Regions from separate parts of the Homo sapiens genome. Here region 2 is linked to region 1. Evidence: chromatin loops called from intact Hi-C (ENCODE). Cell type or tissue: Calu3. All regions are shown on one strand.

What was found. A loop is a pair of places that touch in the nucleus more often than their neighbours do. Peaks named below come from ENCODE experiments on the same cell type or tissue, not always from the same donor. Only the 100,000 strongest peaks of a DNase experiment are listed, where the experiment ranks them.
Region 2: it touches region 1 in a loop (2.3-fold over the local background); 16 of 110 quality-filtered maps call a loop at or near these places.

What each region holds. Positions count from the first base shown.
Region 1 is chr6:73,738,225-73,740,724 of GRCh38, forward strand. The region is part of intron 5 of CD109 (CD109 molecule); the gene reads left to right. Among named protein-coding and RNA genes, the nearest start is that of CD109, 43 kb to the left of the region's middle. In Calu3, a CTCF peak has its summit at 1,122 (motif pointing right); no DNase peak of the experiment used is centred here.
Region 2 is chr6:73,853,986-73,856,485 of GRCh38, forward strand. No RefSeq gene overlaps it. Among named protein-coding and RNA genes, the nearest start is that of CD109, 160 kb to the left of the region's middle. In Calu3, a CTCF peak has its summit at 1,198 (motif pointing right); a DNase peak (open chromatin) is centred at 1,216.

The DNA.
Region 1 (2,500 bases):
TGTCTCCCATGGTCTGCTCTGTTCTCCTTTCACTCTTCTGCCAACCTTTGAGGTGTTCTTCAGTTCTTCTGATTCCATTAGCTTAGCTAAATAACCATCATGCCCAGAATCTTTAAAGCAAGCCTCTGCACAGGTGGCTGGCAGCCTGTGGGTGGGCCGCCCTGGGTCAAGGTGTCCATTTTTGGTCCATTCAGATGCCACCTATGCACAATGACCAGCAAGAGCAGTTTTAGCTGGATAACAGGCGCTGAGGGATTAATTTGTTCATTGAATGGTGGACAGAATAAGTACCAGAAGAGAGGGGGATAGAATAGCAGAGGGAGACTTTGCAGAAGATGTGAGATTATACTTTGAAAGATTTATAGGATTTATCATGTTGTGGTTTGTGGACTTGGCTTGTCATATTGCTTTTATAGAAAACAAATGCTCTTAAGGAAATTTAGGTGCTTAAAAAATGAAAAGCATTTGCAGGATCTGGCCCTTGCCCAACTTTTCAGTCTTGTAAAGTGCCGCCCTTCCTCTTGAACTCTATGCTTTAGACATCTTATGTCCCTTAAGTTTCTTAAACTCACCGATCTGTCTCATTCTAGAGCCTTTCATCATGCTGTTCCCTCTGCTGAGAATGTTTTTTCTTCCTTATTCTCGCTACTTGCTTTTAACCTGCAGCCATTCTCTAAAGTGGCCTGGCTGTTCCAGACATTCCCATAGTACTGTGTGCTTCCCTTAATTCATTCATCTCACTTTTAATTAGTGGTCCATGATAGACAGTAGCCTTTGTAAAGCTGGTGACCTTCTGGTCTTGCTCACCTCTCTATTCCTGGGACCAAGTTCAGTGCTTTTGCATGTAAGTAGAAAGCAGTATTTTCTTAAAACGAATGTGTGAAAACTATATAGCAATAATTTGTCTTGAACCAAATGCAATTTTCCCTTTTGTATATTCTATAAAGCATCTTTATCTTTTTGAAGACAAGTATACTGATCAGGTACTTGTCATTTGAGGTATGTTAATTTGAGGCATTCAGCTAAGAAAAAATAAGCCCCTTAAAAAAAAGAGCCCTTTTAGAACCACCAGGGGTCAGTATAACCAAGGAAATGTTATGAGAAGCAACTGTGGCCTTGGTCTCTGGCTTTTGTTTTTCTTTGACTACTGCGCAGCATTAAAGGACTGTATATTTCTTGTTATTAAACCCCTTTTCTTTTAGTAGTGAATAATAACATAGAGGAAATGTATTTATTATTTAAATAGCCCACCATTAGAGACTATATTTTTACTTTTCGGTGGCAGTCACCATTCTCAATATAAAACTCAGGGAAGGAAAATATTTATTTTCAAGAAAGTATTGGCTGGGCGTGGTGGCTCACACCTGTAATCCCAGCACTTTGGGAAGCCGAGGCGGGCGGATCACGAGGTCAGGAGACCGAGACCATCTTGGCTAATACAGTGAAACCCCGTCTCTACTAAAAATACGAAAAATTAGCTGGGTGTGGTGGCGGGCGCCTGTAGTCCCAGCTACTCGGGAGGCTGAGGCAGGAGAATGGCGTGAACCTGGGAGGCGGAGCTTGCAGTGAGCCAAGATCATGCCACCGCTCTCCAGCCTGGGCGACAGAGTGATACTCTGGCTAAAAAAAAAGGAAGTATTTTTTAAATTTTTTAATTTGTAAGAGACAGGGTTGTCGTCTGTCACTCAGGCTAGAGTGAAGTGGCACAATCATAGTTCACTGCAGCCTCGAACTCCTGGGCTCAAGTGATCCTCCTGCCTCAGCCTCCTGAGTAGCAGGGACTACAGGTATGTGCCACTACGCCTGCCTAGTTAAAAAATTTTTTTTTCCTTTTCATAGAGACAGGGTCTTGTTATGTTGCCCAGGCTGATCTTGAGCTCCTGGACTCAAGCAATCCTTCTGCCTTGGCCTCACAAAGTGCTGGGATTACATGTGTGAGCCATCATACACAGCCTTTGGGAGAGTTTTGAAATTCCATTTTGTCTGTAGAAAAAATATGGAATGATATGAGTATTCCCACTGATGGACAATCTCTTTAAGAATTACCGGAGTTATCAGAGCTTTGATTTGTAATGACTATACAGGTAATCAGAAAGTGGTATTCTTCAGTTACCCTTTGTCCTAGGTCAGGAAAAGGATCCTTTAAGTAAAACATACTTGACGGCTCCTTGGCATTTCTCCACTTGTATTAATAACATGTTTGTTTGTAGAGTAAGAGTGAATAAGTCCTTTATGATACCGTGTTAACCTTTCTGGATTAATCTAAATTGTTTGCCCTTCAAGTATTGTATTGCTTTTCACCTTCAAGGTTTTTTATGATAGTAATGGTGAGTAATTATTTTGGTCTAGTATGATTTCTAGTTTTCTTTTCTTTCTTTCTTTTTTTTTTTTTTCGAGACAGAGTCTCGCTCTTTTGCCCAGGCCGTGGTGTGATCTCGGCTCACTGAAACCTCCACATCCCAGGTTCAAGCGATTCTCCTGCCTCAGCCTCCTGAGTAGC
Region 2 (2,500 bases), 120 kb after region 1:
AAAATTTTTAATTTTGAAATAATTATAGACTCACAAAAAGTTGTACAATAGTACACAGAGGTCCTGTATGCCTGTCATCCAGTGTCCCCCAACAGTGACATCTTATCTAACTATGGTGCATTATTGAAGGCAGAACATTGATTAGCAGGAAACAGTTAACTGGACTACAGACCTTACTTGGCTTCAAGTTCTTTTTACAAGCATTTATTTTTACATGTTTTTTTGTATAATTTTAGGACATTTTCATCACAGGTACAGATTTATGTAACTACCATTTATAGTTAAGACACAGATTTGTTTACTCATCACAAAGGGACTTCTTCATGCTGCTTAGGGTCATCCCCTCCCTATCCTTCCTTAATCCCTAGTAACTACTTATCTATTCTCTGTCTTGATAATGGTAATTTTGAGAATGTTATACAAATGAAATCATACAGTATGTAAGCTTTGATGATTTTTTTTCCATTGAGCAAAATGCACTTAAGATCATCCAAGCTGTCGTGTGTATCAATGTTCATTTCCTTTTACTGCTGAGCAGCATTTCAAGGATTTGGTTTTGATACCCTGCTGGAGTTTTAGCTATGGAGTGTATATTACTTTGCCAACCTGATATAGTGTTCAAATAAAATAATTGAAGTTGATATATTGGGGCATAATAGGCATGACAAAGGAAGAAGAGTCACAAAGAATGAAATCCTCAGCCATTCTCAGGAGAAAACAATAGGGTTGAGAATAATGCTTAGATACCAACACTTCCCCAAATGGTATTTTATAGGATGCTAGCAGGTCTAACGTGAAAAAAAAGTATTTAATGGCAAAGTTTAGGAAATCACAAAAAATGTCATTGCTGTAGGATTTATCTTTAATATAACAATGTATATTTTGAATTCTAAAAGGATATGATATTCCATGCTTTCTGAACCTTTAGCCCACCACATGAATGTCATTTCACCCAGAATATCTCTGGGCTTTTTCCAGGGAAAATATTTTAGATAAAGCTGTTGTAAGTTAATACACAATATGTAAGTACTAAAATAATCGTGAAGTTTTATTGAGTAGTCAGATGTGTTTATTAAATTGGTTTTAAGGTTTATGACAGGGGTAAAATACAATAGAGTTACTCTAATGGTGGAAATATAACAACCAGATATTCAAAATGGAAATTATCTTGTATGACATAAAAATATGCGACCACTAGGGGGCAGAAGAGGATTAGAGGGAAGAAAGTACCTCCCCCAAATTGTTGCCTAATTTTAATGTTCCTGTTGAATACTAAGAATGAAATGAGATCGGAGGGCTTTTTCTCTTTTCTGGGAAAACAGGTGATAAGGTTATTACAATAATCTGCTTACTTCTGTTACCACATACTTTTTAGGATGCATTCTTATTTTTGGCATGTAATTTATGCATAATAATTTGTTATTCTTAGAGTAAAAAAAAAAACCACGTACAGAGTGGGAGTTTCTTTTTGACTTTATAAAAGTAAATCCTGATTTTCAAAACTGAAGAGATCATTAACCTTTGGACAGTTTAGAAAGAGGTACTATTGCCAGATTCTACTGTCATTTCTCTAGCCTGTTTTGGTTAGGGAATAAGTTATGGCAAGTAAAGTTTGACCTAGAATTTGTGGAATTTTAATCTCCTAATGGAATCAAGAATCCTGATTAATCATAGAACACGTATTTATTACTATCTTTTTCCACCTACTTTTGCTTTGTACTTGAAGTATGTTTCTCCCCAGTGCGTCCTCTTTTATAGTCATAGCTGGAGAAGAATAAACATAACAGAAAAAACAGCAAAATGGACTTGTTAGTGGAGGTTTGGTTGCCTGGAGGGCTTCTCAAAGCCTATCTTCATTGTACAGCACTCACCTTCCACATGTTCTTTTTCATTGTGAACTAGCTTTTCTATATAGACACGTTTTATGATAATCCAGGAAACGCTTCTCGTTTGGGAGGACTGTCTAGAAATTCTCTAACAGGAAAGTGCATTACTGGATTTGATACCATAATGAAGGAAGCTTACCTCCATAAGGCCCAGCCATCCTCTTTTTCCCTTCCTTCAATTGAATACTTGTTTGTGATACACTTGTCCTGGTGAGAGAGGGAAGGTCCTGGGGTGGGAGTTTCATCTCCCTAAAGGAGACAGTAATTCCTGGGGCCATCATCTGGGGAAGTTGTGGGTCTTCAGAAAGAAAACTGGAAACCAGGAGGTGGGAGAGGGAGCTCTTGCCTTTCTCTGGGTATTGCTGTCTTGACTTTGGGCAGGGATGTTTAGATACACCCGAGGATGCTCTCAGGAAGGAGGGGTTTAAGATGCCTCTGCCATACAGACAGGCTGGGAAACAGGGAGAAGGGTGAAGATGGGTGAACTACACCACCTAAACCAGATTATTTAGTTGCCCATTTTTTTTCCTTATTCTGTTTTCCCTTAGATGTTAGTGATTTCTAAATGTTTTGGACCTATTTCAGCTATACTGAATGGAATTTAAGGAAGTTAA